3 separate regions of the Homo sapiens genome follow, and regions 1 and 2 are each linked to region 3. Evidence: read pairs that join two places in POLR2A ChIA-PET (ENCODE). Cell type or tissue: A673. All regions are shown on one strand. Links, peaks and the distances in the headings refer to the core of each region. The heading gives the core; the rest is flanking DNA.

What was found. Peaks named below come from ENCODE experiments on the same cell type or tissue, not always from the same donor. Only the 100,000 strongest peaks of a DNase experiment are listed, where the experiment ranks them.
Region 1: POLR2A ChIA-PET joins it to region 3 with 23 read pairs; 13 of 35 experiments call an interaction of 5 or more read pairs at or near these places.
Region 2: POLR2A ChIA-PET joins it to region 3 with 5 read pairs; 3 of 35 experiments call an interaction of 5 or more read pairs at or near these places.

The regions. Positions count from the first base shown.
Region 1 is chr16:30,598,958-30,606,973 of GRCh38, reverse strand. It overlaps ZNF689 (zinc finger protein 689), which reads left to right. Exons shown (of 3, transcript NM_138447.3): 3 at 1,527-4,416. The coding sequence ends at 2,710. Among named protein-coding and RNA genes, the nearest start is that of ZNF689, 7.4 kb to the left of the region's middle. In A673, for the core only: no CTCF peak of the experiment used is centred there; no DNase peak of the experiment used is centred there; H3K27ac peaks cover 941 bases.
Region 2 is chr16:30,672,116-30,680,131 of GRCh38, reverse strand. It overlaps the pseudogene RNU6-416P. Among named protein-coding and RNA genes, the nearest start is that of FBRS, 18 kb to the right of the region's middle. RefSeq lists enhancers at 580-1,480, 1,481-2,380, 2,381-3,281. In A673, for the core only: no CTCF peak of the experiment used is centred there; no DNase peak of the experiment used is centred there.
Region 3 is chr16:30,391,438-30,399,453 of GRCh38, reverse strand. It overlaps ZNF48 (zinc finger protein 48), which reads right to left and starts at 4,034. Exons shown (of 3, transcript NM_001214909.2): 1 at 3,876-4,034; 2 at 3,581-3,674; 3 at 1-2,124. The coding sequence starts at 3,659. The coding sequence ends at 347. RefSeq lists enhancers at 138-681, 3,016-3,612, 5,614-6,114 and silencers at 3,583-3,842, 3,933-4,122. In A673, for the core only: no CTCF peak of the experiment used is centred there; DNase peaks (open chromatin) are centred at 3,413 and 4,113; H3K4me3 peaks cover 2,506 bases; H3K27ac peaks cover 2,213 bases.

The sequences.
Region 1 (8,016 bases), core at 1,359-6,358, 210 kb before region 3:
CAGCCACATTTTTTAAAGAATCAGCTAAGTCAAATAAACCATCCACAATGGAATTCTGTGTAGCTGTAAAATAGAAAAAAGATTTGCTGACATAAAATGATCTTTAGAATATATTAAGTGAAAAAATGTAAAGTGTGTATAAGGTGTGTATATGTTGTCTTTTGTATAAGAAAGGTGAGCTGGGCATGGTGGCTCACGCCTGTAGTCACTTTGGGAGATAGAGGTGAGCAGATAACCTGAGGTCAGGAGTTCGAGACCAACCTGGCCAACATGGTGAAACCCTGACTCTACTAAAAATACAAAAAATTAGCTGGGCATAGTGGTGCATGCCTGTAATCCCAGCTACTTAGGAGGCTGAGGCAGGGAGAATCACTTGAACCCGGGAGGCGGAGATTTCAGTGAACTGAGATCACACCATTGCACTCCAGCCTGGGTGACAGAGCGTGACTCTGTCTCAAAAAAGAAAAAAAAAAAGAAAGGTGGGGAAGAGAACATACGCTGTAAAGCATGTGTATGCAATCTCTTATGAAAGAAAGATAGGGAAGGTGACATTTGTATTGCATCAAAAAAATGGGAAAAAACTAATATGGTTTCTACAAGGTAGATTGGAAAAAGGTGGCAGCAAGACTTCTCTGTATTCCTTTATTAATATTTTGACTTGTTTGTTTTTTGAGATAGGGTCTTGCTGTGTTGCCCAGGCTGGAGTACAGTGGTGCCATCATGGTTCACAGTAGCCTTGAACTCCTGGGCTCAAGTAATCCTCTACCTCAGCCTTCCAAGTAGCTAGGACTACAGGCAGGCACGCGTGCCACCAGGCCAGGCTAATATTTGTATTTTTTGTAGAGATGGGGTCTCACTATGCTGCCCAGGCTGATCTTGAACTCCTGGGTTCAAGCGATCTCTTGCCTTGGGCTCCCAAAGTGCTGGGATTACAGGCATGAGCAACCATGCCTGGCTGATATTTTGACTTTTGAATGATGTAAGCTTACCTCTTCAAAAATATTCCTTTTTTTTTTTTTTTTGAGATGGAATCTCGCTCTCTCGCCCAGGTTGGAGTGCAGTGGCACAATCTCGGCTCACTGCAACCTCTGCCTCCCGGGCGATTCTCCTGCCTCAGCCTTCTGGGTAGCTGGGATTACAGGTGCGTGCCACCACGCCCGGCTAATTTTTGTATTTTTAGTAGAAACAGGGTTTCACCATGTTGGTCAGGCTGCTCTCAAACTCCTGACCTTGTGATCTGCCCGCCTCGGCCTCCCAGTGCTTACGATTACAAGCGTGATCCACTGTGCCCGGCCTCAATTTTTAAAGTTAGTTTAATCTCCGAGAAATCTTCCTAGACTTCTCCAAGCTGGGTTAGAAGCTCCTGTAATGCACACCGTATTTGCATGACAGTATGTCACACTTAGCTGTCTGTGGCACTAGGAATTGAGACCAGGGGGTGAGTCTATTGGTCTTGTAACCTATAATGTAATTGACAAGAGCAGGAGCCCAGTATTTGTTAAATTAATGCTTCTGTATTTCTATAGAAAGCAGAACCAGAAAGAAGAATGGGGAGAAGGAAGTATTCCCGCCTAAGGAGGCACCCCGAAAGGGGAAGCGAGGCCGGAGGCCCAGCAAACCCCGACTGATTCCTAGGCAGACGTCCGGGGGCCCCATCTGCCCTGACTGCGGCTGTACCTTCCCTGATCATCAGGCCCTGGAGAGCCACAAGTGCGCCCAGAATCTAAAAAAGCCTTACCCTTGCCCAGACTGTGGGCGCCGCTTTTCCTATCCATCCCTGCTGGTCAGTCACCGGCGGGCACACTCCGGCGAGTGCCCCTATGTTTGTGACCAGTGTGGCAAACGTTTCTCCCAGCGCAAGAACCTCTCCCAGCACCAGGTCATCCATACAGGGGAGAAGCCCTATCACTGCCCTGACTGTGGTCGCTGCTTCCGGAGGAGCCGGTCCTTGGCCAATCACCGGACCACACACACAGGTGAAAAACCCCACCAGTGCCCTAGCTGTGGACGTCGCTTCGCCTACCCCTCCCTGCTAGCCATCCACCAGCGTACACACACGGGAGAGAAGCCCTACACTTGCCTCGAGTGCAACCGCCGCTTCCGCCAGCGCACGGCCCTCGTCATCCACCAGCGCATCCACACGGGCGAGAAGCCCTACCCGTGCCCGGACTGCGAGCGGCGCTTCTCCTCCTCCTCTCGCCTGGTCAGTCACCGGCGTGTGCACTCTGGGGAGCGTCCCTATGCCTGCGAGCACTGTGAGGCCCGCTTCTCCCAGCGCAGCACGCTGCTCCAGCACCAGCTCTTGCACACCGGAGAGAAGCCCTACCCCTGCCCAGACTGTGGGCGTGCCTTCCGGCGGAGCGGCTCCCTGGCCATCCATCGCAGCACGCACACAGAGGAGAAGCTGCACGCCTGCGACGACTGTGGTCGCCGCTTTGCCTACCCCTCACTGCTGGCCAGCCACCGGCGCGTGCACTCGGGCGAGCGGCCCTATGCCTGCGACCTTTGCTCCAAGCGTTTTGCTCAGTGGAGCCACCTGGCCCAGCACCAGCTGCTGCACACGGGGGAGAAGCCTTTCCCCTGCCTCGAGTGTGGCCGGTGCTTCCGCCAGAGGTGGTCTCTGGCTGTCCACAAGTGTAGCCCCAAGGCCCCAAACTGTAGCCCTAGATCTGCTATCGGGGGCTCCAGTCAGAGGGGCAACGCCCATTAGAAGGGGAAGGACTGCCTACGTTCATTTCATTTTATGGAGGGTCCCAGAAAAGGGAAGGAGGAGCCCCAGGTCATACAGGGCAGAGTCAGAACTAAACCCGGGTCTCCTGCTGCACAGAGCTGAACTTTGTATCTTGCAATGCGCTGGCTGCCTCCCTGTGCGTGTCTGGAACAGTCCCATTAGGAGAGGTGACGTCATTTGCTTAAAGTTTTCCAAGCTACCCTATCCTAAAATAGTTTGTGTGGATATCAGGGCTAAAAGTTCTCCCCATCTATTTTAGGGGCTGTCTGCTTTTCTAGTCTGTCCACACAGGGATTACCTGTCATCTTGCATGCAATCAGGAGAATCTCATAGGGGCAGGACCTTCCCCTACTCTGCCTCTTCCTCCATACTAGGTTGGAAAAATCTGGTTTAGCCCACTTTTTGCAACACTCCTGCCAAGTGGTCTTCTACCCATTGCTTGAAAATCTCTCTTGACAGGGAGCTCACTACCTCACAAGGCAGGTCATTTCATTGTGGGATCTATAGAAGGTTAAGTACCACATTCTCCTCTAAACCTTGCCTACGACATGTTTAATACTTCATCTACATAGCAGCCCTTCAGATAATCACAACCACTTTGCCCCCAAGTTTTCAGGTTAAGTAGCATGAATTTGGTCATTCCTTAAAGACAGGGTTTCAATTTCCACACATGATCTCTGCAAACAGGCACTGGGTTTTCAGTGTCCTTTTTGAAGGGTCATATAAAAATAAGGTAACACCACAGTGCCACTACACCTTCTGGGGCTGGACTTGTTTCAGCAGCTTTGGTTGCACTGAATTTGGGGGAGCTGCATGGTACCAGGGGTTTATTGGGTTGCAGATATATAAATGCCCTAAACTTAAAAAAAAAAAAAAAAGCTATAAAACTAAGTCTTCATCTTGTATTTGGAAAATTGGTTCAAGCTGGGTATGAGACATAAGTGTAGTCAGCTCTGGGAGAAGGTTGCTCTTAAGGAGAAGCAGGGACCTGTGGTTTAGCAGCAGGAAGTGCAAATGGGACTGGCTTGTGCTCTACCTGGCAGACCTGGATTGGCTTCAGGCAGCCAGTGCCTGGAAAAGCCTGGAGAATTGGGCCGTACTTGACCCTGATTCTCATCAGGCACAGATGAATCACAGGCACCTAAGAATCGGCACAGAACTTCCATGAGGCCTCAGTCAGCATTTTTTCACAAAATGAGCTGAGGCCATTCAAGGAGGCTAGAAAGAGGGAACTGAATCCAGAGAGGAAGAGTCTATAGTCATCAAGTTGTATCCATGCCAGCCTCCCTCCACAGAGGTGGCAGCAGCGTGGCTCAATCTGATCCACCTCCATGGCACCCACTGGGTAGGTGCTTCATAAAGCTTTACCGAGTTAAATGTGAACAAGGCCTACCACTTTGCCTTGGGCAGCTGCACCAAATTAGAATTTCCAGATGTGACTCATCTCATATTCCAACAGCTGGAGTGGGTCATCCTTTACCCCTGTGGCTCCTTCCTACAGCTCTCCTGATCTCAGCACAAGCAGGGGAGCAGCTGGGGGAACACAGCTTTATGTAATTACCTCTGTTCAATATTTAGCAAGTTGCATTGTAACATTGTAACTGTTTGTTTCTCCTTGGATGATGAGCTACCCCCAAGAAGGGGTCATATCAGATTGGGTCTCATTAAAATGTCTGATGAATGAATTCTGTTCCTTGTGGAATTACTTTTTACAAAATATCAATCTGGTTCCTTGACTCTGTAGCAATCTTTGCTATTCTGATGGGAGAGCCAGACTTTCAGACCAGGAGACCTGTCCTGCCCAGCAGAGCCCTATTACCAGGTCTGCCCAGCCCCCTGGTAGAGCTGGCTCTTTCCCCTTCCCTTTGCCACCAGAACGCAAGGATTTCCTCAGCTAGGAATTGTATAACTTTCTTTGGGACTGGATTGTAATTCATAAAACTTGGTAGCCACTGATGGCTAAATTCCATTATGTGGTCTGTGGAGAGCAGAAATGGGAGATAACCTCCTATGTTCCCTGAAGCACTTCAATCCACCCGAGCTGGGATCCTGGTTCCTTATTCAGTGAGAGATCCTAGCATCCTTCCAATAACTTCCCCTTTCCGCTTAAGGTGGTTTGAGTTTCTGTTATTTGCAATCAAAAGAATGAACTAATACACAGCCTCAGTCTGGGTTAATCTCCCATCTGCCTCCATGCCTAGATATGAGCTGTGAGGAAAAACACTGCATTGCTGCTGAGAGGGGCCACGATACCTTTCCTGACCTTCAACCTCAGTAGAACCTTCAATATTATGTCTTCTGGGCTGGGTGCAGTGGCTCATGCCTGTAATCTCAGCACTTTGAGAGGCCAAGGCGGGAGGATTGTTTGACCTGGGAGTTTGAGACCAGCCCGGGCAATATAGCAAGACTTAAAAAGCAACAACAGTAATAAGACAATATTATGTCTTCCATATATATATATATATATAGAATTAAAGTTAGATATAAACTAATAGTTTATATACAAATGTATAAATATAAATATAAATAAATAAGTACATAAATACTCTGGTAGTCCAGAGCAGGACCACCCTATAGGCAGTGTGCCCAGAGAAGCATTCCATATATATATATATATTTTTTTTTTTTTTTTGAGATGGAGTCTTGCTTTGTCGCCCAGGCTGGAATGCAGTGGCGTGATCTCAGCTCACTGCAACCTCCTCCTCCTGGGTTCAAGTGATTCTCCTGCCTCAGCCTCCCTGGTAGCTGGGACTACAGGTGCCTGCCACCACACCCGGCTGATCTTTGGTATTTTTAGTTGAGACAGGATTTCACCATGTTAGCCAGGATGGTCTCGATCTCCTGACTTCATGATCCACCTGCCTCAGCCTCCCAAAGTGCTGGGAATTCAGGTGTGAGCCACTGCTCCCTGCCCATTCCATATATTTTTAACCAGTAAATACCTCCGCTTTCACTAGGAAAATACAAGGGGTCAAATAGGAGCTTCTTTAACATTCTGCTCCCTGCCATTACTCCAAATTGACCAGTGTGCCCACTCATATTTACTTCTGATCCATCTCAGCAAGTCCTGGATATACAATGTTCAGCAACACAGCTGGGCCTGGGTTTCATCCCCTTCTGCCCCTCAGGGACTTTGCTCTATTATTCCTACTTTCTCGTCTCCTAGTTTTATGGTTTCAGATTCCCTTTCTTGTCCCAAAGACACTCCAGCCTATAAGCATGCTAAGATCTGCCTTTAAAACAATAAAAAAGAACTTTTCTCTTGATCCCTATTATTTTCAGCTAAATGCCTTGAAGCAGTAGCCTACATTCACTGAATCCACTTTTTTCTTTTCTTTCTTTTTTTGAGCTGGAGCCTCACTCTGTCACCCAGGCTGGAGTGCAGTGGCACGATCTCTGCTCACTGCAGCCTCCACCTCCTCCCAGGTTCAAGTGATTCTGTGCCTCAGCCTCCTGAGTAGCTGAGACTGCAGGTGTATGCTATCACACCCAGCTAATTTTTGTATTTTTAGTAGAGACGGGGTTTCACCATGTTGGCCAGGCTGTTCTCAAACTCCTGACCTCAAGTGATCTGCCTGCCTCAGCTTCCCAAACTGCTGGGATTACAGGTGTGAGCCACTGCACCTGGCCTGAATCCACTTCTGTTTATTCTTTGGCCTACTGCAATATTAATAGCCACTTGACTGAGCTTTTATGATGTTCCATGTACTGTGTTAGGCACTTTATATACATTCCAATCCAATGTTCACAAGAACTCTATAAAGTAGGTGTTAACAGACACTCCTCCATGAGTCTCCCTGCTGTGACTCCAAATTGACCAGCGTGCCCACTCATGTTGACTTCCGATCCATCTCGGCAAGTCCTGCCTTCACATCTTGTTGAGTTGGCAAAAATTGCAAGTCCCTGCCTTCAACAGATTCTCAGACTTGAGCCTATTCACAGATCTAGAGTCTCCCCTTCTCTAGATCTGGGGAGGCTGGGTTCCCTTGATGAAGGACTTGATGTCAGTTCTACACTGACAAAAACATGCTGTAGAGCTTCTAGCCTTTTCCAAGTGTACCTGCAGCCATTTAGCAAGCACATTAGATTGGAATGTATATAAAGTGCTTAACTCAGTACATGGCACATCATGAAAGCTCAGTCAAGTGTCTATTAATACTGCAGTGGGCCAAAGAATAAACAAGTGGGTTCAGTGAATGTAGACTACTGCTACTGTGAGCATCAGAGAAGGGGAAGTAACTAGAGTTTCCAGAGATTTGTTGACATTGGACCTAAACTAATTTTAATTCTAAGAGATACAAAATTTAGTTTACCAGGTACAATGGACTCATGGGATCAGGTGTGTGTAGGAATGGGTTAACTCAGGAGGTGTAGGTTGTTCAAACCCTGCACATTCCAAAGAAAGCTCATCTTTAGAACTGGCATTTGGTCTGCTCCTGGGAAATAACTTCTGAGCCCGTGGAATATTTTATTTGATTAGTGTTTTTGTATGCCAGAGGTCTTGGCATACAGCATGCCATCATGCTGTACCAGTCTGAACAAATAAGTTTATCCTAAGTGTGATTTATAGTGAACATTGTTTTTTGCTCTGGGGTCTGAGTAGCAGAGATCAGTAGTATGGACACTCCAAGCCTATGTGACTAATCCCCAATAAAAACCCCACACATGGCCGGGCGCGGTGGCTCACGTCTGTAATCCCAGCACTTTGGGAGCGCGAGGTGGGTGGATCACCTGTGGTCAGGAGTTTGAGACCAGCCTGGCCAACGTGGTGAAACCCCGTCTCTACTAAAAATACAAAATTAGCCAGGTGGTGGCACACACCTGTAATCCCAGCTACTTGGGAGGCTGAGGCAGGAGAATTGCTTGAACCTGGGAGGTGGAGGTTGCAGTAAGCTGAGATCGCACCATTGCTCTCCAGCCTGGGCAACAAAAGTAAGACTATCTAAACAAACAAACAAACAAACAAAAAACCAAAACAAACAAACAAAAAAACCCTGCACCCTAAAGCTTGGGTGAACTTCTCTGTTTGGGAACAATCAGCACCTGTTGTCAAAAATCATTGCAGGGAGAAAAAAGCACGTCCCTGTGATACCCCACTGGGAGTAGACACCTGAAAGTTTGTGCCCGGTTGCATCCGGATTTTGTCCCATGTACCTTATCCCTTTGATGATTTTAAATCTGTGTCGTTTTGCTTTAATAAACCATAAATGTAAGTATAACCAATAAATAAAAATAAATAAGCAAAGCCCTTGCCACTCATTACCCAGAACAATTCTCAGGAGTGT
Region 2 (8,016 bases), core at 1,200-6,199, 280 kb before region 3:
CACCCTGGCCAACATAGTTAAACCTCATATCTACTAAAAATAAAAAATTAGCTGGGCGTTGTGGCCCACACGTGTAATCCCAGTTACTCCGGAGGCTGAGACAGGAGAATTGCTTGAACCCGGGAAGCGGAGGCTGAGGTAAGCTGCAATCACGCCACTGCACTCCAGCCTGGGTGACAGAGCAAGACAGCGTCTCAAAAAATAAAAATTAAAAAATAAAAAATAAATAAATAAATATCTCTCCATGGCCAGGGTCGGTGGCTCACACCTGTAATCCCAGCACTTTGTGGGGCCAAGGCGGGCGAATTGGTTGAACCCGGGAAGTGGAGGCTGCAGTGAGCCCAGATCGCACCACTGCACTCCAGCCTGGGCAACAGAGCGAGACTCTGTCTCAAAAATAAAATTAATTGGCGAGGCACGGTGGCTCCCGCCTGTAATCCCAGCACTTTGGGAGGCCGAGGCGGGTGGATCACGAGGTCAGGAGATCAAGACCATCCTGGCTAACACGGTGAAACCCCATCTCTACTAAAAATAAAATTAAAAAAAAATTAGCCGGGTGTGGTGTCAGGCACCTGTAGTCCCAGCTACTTGGGAGGCTGAGGCAGGAGAATGGCGTGAACCCGGGAGGTGTAGGTTGCAGTGAGCCGAGATCACACCACTGCACTCCAGCCTGGGTGACAGCAAGACTTTGAGTTAAATAAATAAATAAATAAATAAATAAAAGTATCTCTCCACCAGGCATAGAGGCTGACTCCTGTAATCCCATCACTTTGGGAGTCCAAGGTGGGAGAATTGCTTGAGGCCAGGAGTTCAAGACTAGCCTGGGCAACATAGTGAGACCCTGTCTCTATTTAAAAAATATTTATACATATATATTTAGGTATCTCTCCATTGCTTGCTTAACTAGCCTGTTCTGCACCTAGCACAGTGGCTCTAGGCATCCTCAGTCTTTTTTTAATTTATTTTTTATTTTTTGAGATGGAGTCTTGCTCTATTGCCCAGGCTGGAGTACAGTGGCGAGATCTTGGCTCACTGCAACCTCCTCCTCCTGGGTTCAAGCAATTCTCCTGCCTCAGCCTCCATAGTAGCTGGGATTACAGGCGTGCACCTACTGCATAGCCATGCCTGGCTAATTTTTGTATTTTTAGTAGAGACTGGGTTTCACTGGGTTTCACCATGTTGGCCAGGCTGGTCTCAAACTCCTGATTTCAGATGATCTGCTCGCCTCAGCCTCAGAAAGTGATGGGATTACAGGCATGAGCCACCACGCCAGGCCAGCATCCTCAGTATTGATTCCACACATTATTCCTCCTTCCTGTCTTCCCCCAGGAAACTGAAAGTGGCTCTGTGATGTCAGAATTAAGGCTCAGAATCTAGGGGAGCCTCCTACACTTCTGAAGTAGGAGTGAGGTGGGGAGGGTTGGGGTAAAATGATTTCCTTAGATAAGAAAAATTGCTTCATTTCTAGTAAGTGTCAAGCTCTTCATACACATTTCACCGAAGACCCAACAGGTCAGCCTCATTACTTCCCTGTTTTCCTGCATTAACCTGAAACACAGTGACCTCAAGTAACAGGCCCCAGTTCACACAGCCCTTAGGGCCCTCGCCTGGATTCCAATCTGCAGGCTTTGGGAAATGTTTATTGACAAGTAGAGCTGGGTGTGAGTGTATCAATAAGCACTTGTTAACTGATTTCTCTCCTTTCAACATTCTAAACATTTCCATTGTATACTTCTAAGGGCTCATTGTTTTGTTGATTAAAAAAAAGTCAACACTCATTTGCATCACCGAGAGCCCCTCCTCCTCATTCCCAGTGGGGCTTGGCGAGCAGAAGCTGGTTTTAGGGGAAGAGTTAGGGACTAGAAGATCTCGCCTGATGTGGGTGCCTAACAGAGCTTGACACCTAGTTCTATAAATGTTAATGGTATTATTATTCAGAGCATTTACATAAGAATCACCCTGATAGCTACTGTTTTGTGGACCTCGACCGTGCTCCCAGCACTGTGGGAGGCCTTTTTCATTTGCAGCAGCTTTTACTCATCACCGCCCAGTGGAGTCCAAGGCTCTTTCCCTTTGTGATAGGTGTGGTTCACTCTCAGGCTCCGAGAGTTTAGGCAACTAGCCTGAACATCACAAAGCAAACAGTTAGCAAAGTGCGGGTTTAGGGGCCGGGTGTGGTGGCTTACGCCATTCATAAGTCTTACCCATCACTGCCCACCACCTTGGGGCCTAACAAAGTGCCCAGCATGGGCTGGGCGTGGTGGCTCACACCTGTAATCCCAGCACTTTGGGAGACCGAGGCGGACAGATCACCTGAGGTCAGGAGTTAAAGACCGGCCTGGCCAACATGGCGAAACCCTGTCTCTACTAAAAATACAAAAATTAGCTGGGCATGGTGGTGCACACCTGTAATCCCTGAGCCGAGATCATGCCACTACACTCCAGCCTGGATGACAGAGCAGGGAAATGAAGTGAGGCTGGAACTGTGCACGAATCTGTTAGGCAGATGAAAGAGCACTGTGAAGTCCTCAAGGTGGGCATGTGCTGGGTGAGCTGGAGGCCCCACCAGGAGGCCAGAGGGGTTGGAACAGAGTCAGTGAGAGGGCGAGGGCTGGGAAAGCGGGGCTGGGAGGTAGGCAGGAACCAGACTGTGTCGGGCTTTGCAGGCCTTTGTAAGGACTTGGCTTCTACTGTGAGTGAGATGCTAGGCATTGCAGAATTTGTTTATTTTGGCTGTTTCTTTTCTTTTCTTTCTTTCCTTTCCTTCCTTCCTTCCTTCCTTCCTTCCTTCCTTCCTTCCTTCCTTCCTTCCTTTCTTTCTTTCTTTCTTTCTTTCTTTTATATTGTTGTTTTTGTTGTTGAGACGGAGTCTCACTCTGTCGCCTAGACTGGAGTTCAGTGGCGCCATCTCGACTCACTGCAAGCTCCACCTCCTGGGTTCAAGCGATTCTTCTGCCTTAGCCTCCGGAGTAGCTGGGACTACAGGCGCCCGCCACCACACCCGGGTAATTTTTTTTTTTTTTTTTTTAGTAGAGACAGGGTTTCACCATATTGGCCAGGCTGGTCTCAAACTCCTGACCTTGTGATCTGCCCTCCTCAGCCTCCCAAAGTGTTGGGATTATAGGCGTAAGCCACCGCTTTTTTCCGTTTTTTGAGAGTTTTGAAAACTCTCAAAAGTCAGGTGAGGAATGACATCACCTGACTTAGGTTTTAAAAGGACCACACAACTGCAAGGTCTGTGAATTGAGATATTACAACTCCCATGTTACTGGGGCATTTCCTATCATTAGACTGTTCTAACTGGAATATTTAAGGGTCTAGCCTGCTTGAAGGAAATCCGATGTGCAAAAATCCAGATAGAACTAACTTTTCCTGAGGGACTGGCAGTCATTGCAAATTGCTCAGTGTAGCAGGGGTAATGTGGTGATCCCAAGCCTCTGGGCCCTGCTTTCTTTCCGTTGGAAGGACTCATCACCCCAAAGCCCATCAGCTGCATCTCCACAGGTGCCTTCTGCTCACACAGGCACACACAACCATACAAAATGGGTGTTTCTGAATGTCTCCATGATTAGATAATGGCAGTGGTTGTACAACCCATCAGCTGCACCTCCAAGAGTGCCTTCTTCTGACACATGCACACATGGCCATAAAAAAATGGGTGTTTCTGAATGGCTCCAGAATTAGATAATGGCAATGGTTGTACGACTTTGTGAATATACGAAAACCACTGCAATGGCACACTTTAAAAGGTACATTTCATGGTATGTGAATTTTATGTCAGCAATAATAATAAAATAATAAAAATACTTCCAGAAATCCTGTTTGTCATAACACAAATGCTAGAAACAACTTAAATGTCTATCCACAGAGATCTGTGTTGTTTTTGTTTTTGTTTTTGAGACGAAGTCTCACTCTGTCGCCCAGGCTAGAGTGCAGTGGTGCGATCTTGGCTCACTGCAACCTCCACCTCCCGTTTTCAAGCAACTCATGCATCAGCCTCCCAAGTAGCTGGGATTACAGTCGTGCACCACTGTGCCCAGCTAATTTTTATATTTTTGTAGAGTCGGGGTTTCGTCATGTTGACCAGACTCGTCTTAAATTCCTGATCTCAGGTGATCCGCCTGCCTCGGCCTCCCAAAGTGCTGGGATTACAGGCGTGAGCCACTGCACCTGGCCATGTGTTTGGTTTTGTTTTTACATAAAGACGGGTCTTGAACTCCTGAGCTCCAGTGATCCTCCTGCCTCAGTTACTGACGTGCTGGGATTAGAGGCAAGAGCCATTGTGCTCAGCTCCCATCTCTACTTTTAAATAACAAACATGTATATGTATAACTTTCCTCTTCCTCTCTCTCTCTCTCTCTCTCTTCTCTCTCTCTCTTTCTTTCTTTCTTGACAAGGTCTTGCTCTGTCTCCCAGGCTGGAGTGCAGTGGTGCCATCATTGCTCACTGTAGCCTCAACCTCCTGGGCTCAAGTGATCCTCTTGCCTCAGTCTCCCAAGTAGCTGGGACTACAGGCGTGCGGCCGACACATCCTAATTTTTGTATTTTTCATAGAGACGGGGTTTTACCATGTTGCTCAGGCTGGTCTCGAACTCCTGGGCTCAAGGGCCTGCCTCGGCCTGAGTGAGGAAGGGACTTCGGGGTTTTACCGTGTTGCCCAGGCTGGTCTCAAGCTCCTGCCTCAGGCAATCCGCCCACCTCGGCCTCCCAAAGTGCTAGGATTACAGGCGTGGGCCACCACACCCAGCCACATATACTAAAACATTATACAGAGGTCAGCATGGCCCCTTAGCAAGGATGACTTGCAAATTCGTGAAGCTTTCCATATTTTTGTGATTATTATACATTGCATGATTGTATCAAAATATCTTGTAACACATAAATATATACGCTTACTATGTACCCAGAAAAATTAAAAATGAATTTTTTTCTTTTTTGAGATGGAGTCTGGCTCTGTCGCTCAGGCTGGAGTGCAATGGAGCGATCCTGGCTCACTGCAACCTCCACCTCCCAGGTTCAAGTGATTGTCCTGCCTCAGCCTCCTGAGTAGCTGGGATTACAGGTGTGTGCCACCACACCTGGCTAATTTTTTTTTTTTTTTTTTGAGATGGAGTCTCTCACTCTCGCCCAGGCTAGAGTGCAGTGGCGCCATCTCGGCTCACTGCAAGCTCCACCTCCCGGGTTCACGCCATTCTCCTGCCTCAGCCTCCCGAGTAGCTGGGACTACAGGCACCCGCCACCATGCCCGGCTAATTTTTTGTATTTTTAGTAGAGACGGGGTTTCACCATGTTAGCCAGGATGGTCTTGATCTCCTGACCTTGTGATCCTCCTGCCTCGGCCTCCCAAAGTGCTGGGATTACAGGCGTGAGCCACCGCGCCTGGCAATTTTTGTATTTTTATAATAGAGACAGGGTTTCACCATGTTGGCCAGGCTGGTCTCGAACTCCTGACCTCAGGTGATCTGCCTACTTCAGCCTCCCAAAGATTACAGGCAGAGACGGCACGCCTGGCCCTTGGAATTCTGTCATTAGCTTCTGTAATTGTCCTCTTTCATAGTCCAATGTAAGCTCCAGGATGGCTGGGGTTTGTTTTGTGTACCTCTGTATCCCCAGCCACTAAGTGCAGTGCCTGGCACTGTGGATGAAGTCAACAGTGGTTGAAAGAATCAAAGGCAGCTCAGAAACTGCATCAAGTGAGGGAAGAGGGAGGTTTCTGACTTGAGTGCTGATGACACAGAGATGGAAACCTTGGGGGAAGTGGGGCATCAGATCTCGAAGATGACTTAATTTGGGATATCTGAGGTGCTTGGGGAGAGATCTAGGAGAGGTGGGATAGGCATGTCTAGAAAATATTTAACTCTACTGGGCACGGTGGCTCACGCCTGTAATCCCGGCATTTTGGGAGGCTGAGGCGGGCGGATCACCTGAGGTCAGGAGTTCGAGACGAGGCTGGCCAACATTTAGTGTGACTCCTGTCTCTACTAAAAATACAAAAAATTAGCCAGGCATGGTGTTGCATGCCTGTAATCCCAGCTACTTGCGAGGCTGAGACAGGAGAATCGCTTGAATCTGGGAGGCGCAGGTTGCAGTGACCTGAGATTGTGCCACTGCACTCCAGCCTGGACAACAGAGCAAGACTCTGTCTAAAAAAAAAAAAAAGAGAGAGAGAAAGAAAGAAAATATTTCACTGAGAGTCACTCTCAAATGCCTATAGGGGCCAGAGAGGTAGCCTGAATAGTGACTGTGGTCTACTCCAAGACAACAAGTGGAGGGGACAGTCGCAATCTGGTGAGATTATGCCCCATTTCAAAGGAAAGCCATGGGGGTAAGCAGGTCTAGTGACCACAGATTTTTGGATTTTTCAAGAGAAGCTGAAAACAAGAACTTCCATGTGAAATCTTGTCTGCAAGCCAACGTTCACCTTCTGGTCACTTGTTTCTGACTTCTGTTGGAGCAATCTAGGCTTGAGCCTTCCCTAGACATCCTGGATATGTGTGGTGGTGGCAGGGAATGTTGGCTGCATCTTTCCTAAGGCAACAGGTACATTTATGGGCCAGGCACAGTGGCTCACGCCTGTAATTCCAGCGCTTTCAGAAGTTGAGGCAGGAGGATTGCTTGGGACCAGGAGTTTGAGACCAGCTTGGACAACAAGACAAGAACCCTGTCTCTACAAAAATTTAAAGCTAGCCAAATGTGGTGGCACAGGCTTGTAGTTCCAGCTACTCGAGAGGCTGAGGCAGGAGGATCACTTGGGAATAGGAGTTCGAGGCTGAAGTGATCTGTGATTGCACCACTGTACTCCAGCCTGGGCAACAGACCGGCTGTTGTTTTGCTCAAAAGCTGCCTCAAAAGCAAAACAAGTCTGGGTGTGGTGGCTCACACCTGTAATCCCTGGACTTTGGGAGGCCAAGGGGGTAGATAGCTTGAGTCCAGGAGTTTGAGACCAGCCTGGGCAACATGGAAAAATTCTGTTTCTACAAAAAATACAAAAACTAGCTGGGTGTGGTGGTGCATGCCTATAGTCCCAGCTACTCGGGAGGCTGAGGCGGGAGGACTGCTTGAGCCCAGGAGGTGGAGGTTGCAGTGAGCTGAAATCATACTACTACACTCTAACCTGGGTGATAGAGTGAGACCCTGTCTCAAAAAAGAAAAAAAGCAGGCATACTTAGAATAAGGTCACTCAGTCAATTCTATAGGAGCTCAGGTAGGCAACAGCCCTGACAGCCCAGTTTAGTAGTGACTTGCTTTTTTTTTTTTTTTTTAGACAGAGTCTCGCCCCGTCACCCAGGCTGGAAAATCTCAGCTCACTGCAACCTCCGCCTCCCGGATTCAAGTGATTCTCCCGCCTCAGCCTCCTGAGTAGCTGGGACTACAGGAGTCAGCCACCATGCCCAGCTTTTTGTATTCTGTAGTAGAGACAGGGTTTCACCATGTTGACCAGGCTGATCTTGAACTCCTGACCTCAGGGATGTACCCATCTTGGCTTCCCAAAGTTCTGGGATCACAGGCGTGAACCACCACGCCTGGCCTTCGTGTTTGAGTCACATTTGGTTAATTCTCCCATTATCTCAAACTTTTCCATTATTGTATCTATTATAGTGATCTGTGATCTTTGATGTTACTATTGTAATTGCTTTGGGGTGCCACAAACAGTGCCCATGTAAGAGGGCGAACTCAATCAATAAATGTGTGTTAACTGTTCTCTCTCTGTGCTTGGGCCTCCCTCTTCCCAGAGACAATATTCAAACTAGGCCAATTAATAACACCCTACAATGGCCTCTAAGTGTTCAAGTGAAAGGAAGAGGCAATCAAGGAGGCAAAGTTCCTTGTTGTCAAGAAACCGCCGTCATCCCAGCCTTCACCGACCACCACCTCAGTCAGTCAGCAGCCATCACCAATGAGGCAAGAACTTCCACCAGCAAAAAGATTACGACTTGCAAAAGCTCAGATGACTGTTAGCATTTAAAAAATTAAGGGATGTACCGTTTTCATAGACATAACACTATTGCTCACTTA
Region 3 (8,016 bases), core at 1,647-6,646:
CAAGGGGAAAGTGTCAGTTCTTAACAGATGAGGCAGCAGGAATTTAGGGTTGAGTCCTTAGGTGAAAGCCAGTTTATTTATTCAACAAGTATTGAATGCCTACTGTGTGCTAGGCAGTCTTCTAGAAGCCAGGGGTACAGCCCGTCCTGGCAAGGTCCTGACTCAGCCCAGCCAGGACAGTTTCCTGAGCTTCAAGGTTACTGTCTCCAATCCCTATTTCTATCTATTCTTCCTCCCCTTTCTTCCCTTCCTTCTCCCTCCCACCACCTCCCAGGCCCTTTCTTCTCTGCTAAGCGGCAGAGCCCCTCCCTTTGGTCTCCTGGGCCTCCGCCCTCCCTGGACCGCGTCATTCCAGTCCTGTTGCTGCCTCCTGCTTGAGGGGCCTTGCCCTACCATCCCCTATCCCAAAGGGCGTCAGGACCAGGTGCCCACGCTGGTGCTTGATGCGGGCAGAACTGTCACCAAAACCCTTGCCACACTCTGCACACTTGTATGGCTTCTCCCCCGTGTGTGTACGCCTGTGTTTGACCAGATCTGAGCTCCGGGGGAACTCCTTCCCACAGAAGCCACACACGTGGGGCTGGCTGGGTCCAGAAGGCTGGGCCCGAACTCGGGGTCGAGGGGCCATGGGTACTGGGCCAGGTGGGTTATGTGGCCGCAGCAGAGTGGATGGTGGTGGTGGCCGGGCCCGTTCACCACGGTGGGTGCGGAGGTGCTTGACTCGGGCTGAGCTGTCAGCAAAACCCTTGCCGCATTCAGGACAGAGGTAGGGTTTCTCCCCTGTGTGCACACGATGGTGTTTCACCAGGTCAGAGCTTCGGCGGAAGCCCTTGCCACACTCAGGGCACTTGTGGGGCTTGTCGCCCGCCAGTGGTGGGGGTGGCTCCCCAGCCTGTGGGCCCCCAGGCTCTGGCTCCAAGCCAGGCAGGCCAAAAGGCTCACCCGAGTGTGAGGGACTTCGAGGTGTCAGCGGGGGGCTGGTGCCCAGAGGAGGTGGGGGTGGGCTGGGGATCAGAGCGGGTAGGGGATAGCCTGGGAAGCTGAAGTCCTGGGGCTCCATGTGAGTGAGGCGGTGGCGAAGAAGGGTGGAGCTGAGGCTGAAGGTACGGTCGCATTCCGGGCAGGCATGGGGCCTCTCGCCACTGTGGGTGCGGAGGTGTTTGACTCGGGCGGAGCTGTCCGCGAAACCTTTGCCGCACTCTGGGCAGAGGTAGGGCTTCTCACCCGTGTGCACCCGCAGGTGCTTCACCAGGTCGGATCCCCGGGCAAACTCCTTTCCACACACATCACAGCCAAAGGGCTTGGGCCCCAAGTGACTACGCTGGTGACTCAGGAGGCTGCAGCTGAGCACAAACCTCTTGCCGCAATCAGTGCAGATATATGGCTTGTCCTGGGCCTTCGGTCCCTGGGTAGCTGCCGTGGCTGCCCGAGATGGCTGCCGTCGGGGCACCACTGGTCGGGGGGGCTGCTCCCCCCGGTGTGTCCGCTGGTGCTTGATGCGGGCGGAACTGTCGCCAAAGCCCTTGCCACATATGCCACACTTGTAGGGCTTCTCACCAGTGTGTGTCCGCTGGTGTTTCACCAGGTCAGAACTCTGCCGGAAGCTCTTGCCACATTCACCACAGATAGTGGGGCGCTCACCAGCAGGGATCCGGGACCGAGGAATCTTTGGGGGACCCTGGGCTGGTGGCCGGGCTCTATAGGGCTTCTCCCCACTATGAGTCCGCTGGTGTTTGATCCGGGCAGAGCTATCCCCAAAGCCCTTGCCACAGACCCCACACTTGTAGGGTTTCTCCCCTGTGTGGGTCCGCTGGTGTTTCACCAGATCTGACATCTGCCTGAAGCTTTTGCCACACTCACCACACACAGCGGCCCGATCACTACTAGCCTGGCCCCAGCGTGGTTCACCCAGGAGCCGGGGGCCTCTGTCCCGAGGCTGAGGCTTTCCTAGACCCTCTCTCTGGACCCATAAGTCATCCCAGTTCTGGATGCCTTCAGGTTTGAGAGAGGCATTTCCTACTTCATGATCTGGAGCCAAATCTTCTTCCTTGAACCCCAAGTCATCTTCCTGTGGGGTATGTTCAAACTCATTCGGCTGAGAAATCACGTTCTCACTCCCTAGACCTGAGGAAAGAAAAGGAAGTTGTAGACCCTCCCCTTTGGCTCGGTACTTATCTTTGACAGCAACCTCTCCAGGAAGACTCCCTTGACAATCTGTGGTCACAGGAACCCCAATCTCTCTGTCCTCTCAACCTCTGGTGCACTTACTATCTGTGCCTCTCAATAAAAACTTCTTTTTACTGTGCCCTTAATGTATGTCATTCACCAAACTCAGCATTAGTATTAAACGCTTGCAAACAATACTATAACACTATGACTATCCCCATATTACAGGCATGGAAAGACTCAGAGAATTTAAGTCCTTTTGCTGGAGGTTATAAAGGTTAGAAAGTAGCAAAGCCAGGCCAGCAGGGTGGCTCACACCTGTAATCCTAGCACTTTGGGAGGCCGAGGTGGGTGGATCACTTAAGCCCAGGAGTTAGAAACCAGCCTGGGCAACATGGTGAGACCCTAACTCTACAAAAAAAAATACAAAAATTAGCTGGGCATGGTGGTGCACACCTGTAGTCCCAGCTACTGGGAGGCTGAGGTAGGAGGATCACTTGAGCCCAGGAGGTGGAGGCTGCAGTGAGCTGTGATTGTGCCACTCTAGCCTGGGTGACACAGTGAGACCCTGTCGCCAAAAAAAAAAAAAAAAAAAAAAAGTAGCAAAGCGTGATGTCTAACTAAGGTCTCTCTGACACTCAAGCCCGTGTTAATCCCTACATTATATTGTCTATTTGGAAAACTTGGTATTTGCTATTATTATTGTATCTTATTATATTAGCCCATTCGGTAATTTATTACATCAGTTATCCTGTGTGTACCTGAGAGGACCCAGGCACACATCCCTTCCTCAAGAAGCTTAGGGTGGTAGGAGAGATAAGATTAAAGTATCAATGGTTATAATTGTGGGTGCAGAATAACTAGAATAACTATGTTGTCACAAGAGAGATAGGAGATAAGGAAATAGGAACCGGCATTACGGCAGAGCGAAGAGAAAATAATGGAGTGGAATGGAAGATAAGGTGTCAAAGGATGTTGGGACTAACCTGAGCACGCACGGTTTGGATTGGACACTAGCTAAGGCTTTTAATTAGGAGACTGGGGGACGCTAGGGAAGGTTTTCCAGAAGAGACACAGGATTATATCTGGACTTAGATCAAGCTGGCGAGAGAATGCATCAGTGGAGAGAAAGGGGCAGAGAGGAGGCTACTGCAATTGCCAGGATAAAACAGAATGAAGCCTGAAGTAGGGCAGAGGCAGTAAGGATGAGGAAGGCCGTGAGGGAGGGGACAGAGGCCGTGAAGAGCCCCTCCCGGCCTGGCGCACAGTTGGTGCTCCGAAAGCTCCCCTCCCCCTATCTCCCCAGAGGCACAGCTCACGTCCGATCTTCCAGGATCTCGGCCGGCCACAGCCAAGCATCGCAGTCCCCACCGGCCGTTACCTGTCCGTGGCGGCGCACGGCCGAGGCCCTCACCTGTGCGGGCGCCTCTCTGTGGCTCCCTCTCCTCCGGGCGGTGGAGATCTGGGCCCCAAGGCTCTACCGCGCGCTCCATCGCCGGCACGCCGCCCTGAGCAAGGGGACAGACAGCATCCCGCGGTCACGCAGCCATGTGTGGCCCGCGGCGCCCTGCCGCTGCCCTCTGCCGGCCAGCGCGGGCACCGGGCGGCGTCGGGTCCCAGGTACGGGCGCGGCTCCCGGTGCCCCCTGCCCGCGCCGCCGGCCGCCCCTGCACCTGCTGCTCCTCCCAGCGCGCAGCCGCCGCTCTCACCTTGCCGGCCGCCTCCGGCTCCGCCACCCCGGCGCCCTCCGGAGCTCCTCAGCGGGGTGCAGGCGCCCGAGCCGCCAGCGGCTCCGGGATGCAGGCTCCGCGCCAAGCCGGGAGCGGGCTCGGACCCAGGCGTCCCGGGGGCGGCCACCGGGGGCGGGGACGGGAAGCGGAAGCGCGGGGCCGCACGGAGCCGCTCTAGGACCTTGGAGGAGCTGCGGGCCTGTGGGGGTCGCCCGCGTCGGCGGTAGCTCTGTGGCCGGCGGGCGGCAGCGTGCGGCCCAGGGGCTACTCTAAGCCGAGGCCGGCGGCCCGAACTCGGTGGTATTAACCGTGTGCCTCCTGGGCTGCAGCTGGGTGGTGAGGCCCGAGGCTCTTCGTAATTGTGGCTGTGTGTCTCCAGCCACCCGCGCCGACCTCCCCGGCCGGCCGACAGCGCCAGCCACTCCGACCTGGGAGAGACAAAGAAAGAGGGATCCAAAGACGGACCCGGGGAAAGGGGTGGGGGAGAGACCAAGGCAGACAAAGGGCGGCGGAGACCCCAGACGGGGCGGGGCGGGGCGCCGAGACGTGGGAAACAAAGCGGGGCTGGTCCGAGAGGCCGAGGGCCCGGGGTGGGGGTGGGTATGGAATGGGGGCTGGGCTGGGGAGACCGAGGCAGGAGCAGAGGCTAGAGGCAGACACCGGGTAAATGCTGCTGGAGAGATGGAATCAGACCTGGGGCCCGGAACAGAGACCCTGAGCCAGAGACTCACATCAGAGCCCTGAGTCACAGAGGACGCAAAGGCAGAGAGAGACCGAGGGACAGCGGCTGACCAAAAATAAGGGGAGCCAAAGATTAGCCGCTAGAGACAGAGACGTAGAAACGGATAAGAGATAAAGTCATTGACGCAGAGTCCGAGGAGCAGTAAGAGGCTGGGAGCCTGGAGAGTAACAGGCCCAGAAGCAGAGGAACAAAAGACGATAGTGAGCGAAACGGGCAGAGACAAAGAGAAAGAGACACAAAGAAAGAGGCGGCCAGAAAGACTCCGGACAGGTCGGCAGCCCTATAGAGGCCAGGCTCAGGGAGAGGCTGAAGAACAAGCCCTGTTTCCCATCCTGGTGGGCCCCTGGCTGGAGCTGTGTTTCCAGGTTCCCAGGCCCTAGGAGCAAGATCCCAGTATCCGCTCTCTGGGCGGGCTTGGTTTTGGGGTGGAGAGAGTGTCTGGAGGTGTCTTCAGCCCCTCTGCCAATGATGGTGGGGGTAACTGTGGTTTATGCATTAATTCACATTTATTAGCATCTTAGTGCTAAGCCAAGAGTTGGGGATAAAAAGTTGAAACACCTGCAAGATTTGTCCTTGGAGAGCTACCAGTCTAAAGGAGCAAGTACACAAATCACTGAAATTAGAGAATTTAGCTGGGCCTGGTGGCCTGCCCCTGTAATCCCAGCTGAGAGGATTCCCTGAACCTGGGCATTCAAGGATGCAGTGAGCCATGATCGTGGATCGTGCCACTGTACTCCATGCTGGGCAACAGAGCGAGACCCTGTCTCTTTAAAAAAAAAAAAAAAGAGAGAGAGAATGGGCTGGGCCCAGTGGCTCATGCCTGTAATCCCAGCACTTTGGGAGGCCAAGGTGGGAGGATCACTTGAGGCCACTAGTTCGAAACCAGCCTAGGCAAAAAAGTGGACCTTGTCTCTACAAAAAAAAAACAAAAATTTAGCAGCGCATGGTAGCACATATCTGTGGTCCTGGCTACACTGGAGACTGAGGCAGGAGGATCACCTGAGCCCAGGAGGTTGAGGCTGCAGTAAACCATATTTGTGACACTGCCCTTCAGCCTGGGTAATAGAGCGAGACCCCATCTAAAAAAAAAAGAGAAAGAAAGAGAGACTGTTAAGGTAGTTATATGGACCCGGCCAGGTGCAGTGGCTCACACCTGTAATCCCAACACTTTGGGAGGCCGAGGCAGGTGAATTACATGAGGTCAGGAGTTTGAGACCAATCTGGCCAACATGGTGAAACCCTGTCTCTACTAAAAATACAAAACTTAGCAGGGCGTGGTGGCACGGGCCTGTAATCCCAGCTACTCAGGAGGCTGAGGCAGGAGTATCACTTGAACCTGAGAGGCGGAGGTTGGAAAGAGCCGAGATCACGCCACTGCATTCCAGCCTGGGTGACAGAGTCAGACTGCGTCTCAAAAAAATAAATAAATAAAATTTAAAAGGCCGGGTGTGGTGCCTCACACCTGTAATCCCAGCCCTTTGGGAGCCAGAGGCAGGAGCTCACTTGAGGTCAGGAGTTCCAGACCAGCCTGGCCAACATGGTGAAACCCCATCTCTACTAAAAATAAAAAAATTAGCAGGGCGTGGTGGCAGGCGCCTGTAATCCCAGCTACTTGGGAGGCTGAGGCAGGAGAATCACTTGAACCCCAGAGGCGGAGGTTGCAGTGAGCTGAGATCGCGCCATTGCACTCCAGCCTGGGGGACAAGAGCGAGACTTCATCTCAAGAAAAAAAAAAAAGAGTTATATGGACCAATTCACGATAGTGTGGGAGAACAGGAAGGGTTCTAGTTTGTAGTAATGAATCTCTGTGTGCCTGGCATGCATGGATGTTAGCACTGACAGAAACAGGGACCAGAAATCAACACATACCTATTGATCACTAGCTAATACCTAAACACTGTCCTAGGCCCTGGAAATAAAGAAACTCTTCAGGGAGCTCTTGGCCCAATAGGATATGGAGTTGTCAGATGGTGTGACAGGTTCTATATTGACTGTATGGACAAAATTTTATAGGAGTGTAGCGCACAGAGATACCTTCTGTAGTGTTCAGTGGGTGCAGATACTGTCTTTAAAGCCATTTATGCAGAGTGTGGTTCTTGGCCTTTGTCACTTAATTGCTACTTGACTTTAGGGAAGTTACTTAAGCTTCTGTTTCCCAAACTGTAAAATAGGGATGATAACAGCTAACTTTGATGGTTGAGGATGAATATGTGTAAAGCACTTAGCAAAAGTATCAGCTATTACTCTAATTGGTTTGATTTCGGCAAAGTCCAGACTCTGCCTGGAGTGGGGGCTGAATGAACAACTCCAGGCAGTGGGGGCTGAATAAACAGTGGGCCACATACTAATTGAAAACCTAATATGGGCCAGGCATGGTGGCTCACGCCTGTAATCCCAACACCTCGGGAGGCTGAGGTGGGCAGGTCTCTTGAGTCCAGCAGTTTGAGACCAGCCTGGCCAACATGGTGAAAACCCATCTCTAAAAAGATACAGGGCCGGGGGCGGTGGCTCACTCCTGTAATCCCAGCACTTTGGGATGCCGATGTGGGTGGATCACGAGGTCAGAAGATTGAGACCATCCTGGCTAACACAGTGAAACCCCGTCTCTACTAAAAATACAAAAAAATTAGATGGGCGTGGTGGCAGGCGCCTGTAGTCCCAGATACTCAGGAGGCTGAAGCAGGAGAATGGCGTGAACCTGGGAGGCGGAGCTTCCAGTTAGCCGAGATCGCGCCACTGCGCTCCAGCCTGGGCGACAGAGCGATACGCCGCCTCAGGAAAAAATAAAATAAATAAAAAGATACAAAAAAGTTAGCTGGGAGTGGTGGTGCACACCTGTAGTCCCAGCTACTTGGGAGGCTGAGGTGAGAGGATCTCTTGGGCGCGGGAGGTGAAAGTTGCAGGGAGCTGAGATCATGCCACTGCACTCCAGCCTGGGTGACAGAGCAAGACCCTATCCCACCCCCACCCCCCCGCCAAAAAAAAAGGAGAAAGAAAAGGAAAGAGAAAGAAAACCTTAGGCTGGAATCAGTGGCTCACGCCTATAATCCCCACACTTTGGGAGGCTGAGGCAGGTGAATCACCTGAGGTCAGGAGTTCGAGACCAGTTTGGCCAACATGGTGAAACCCCATCTCTACTAAAAAATACAAAAATTAGCCAGATGTGGTGGTACGCGCCTGTAATCCCAGCTACTCGGGAGGCGGAGGCAGGAGAATCGCTTGAACTCGCGAGCCGGAGGTTGCAGTGAGCTGAGATCACACCACTGCATTCCGTTCTGGGCAACAGAACAAAACTCTGTTTAAAAAAAAAAAAAGAAAAGAAAAAGACTGCCAGGAGCAGTGGCTCACGCCTGTAATCCCAGCACTTTGGTAGGCTGA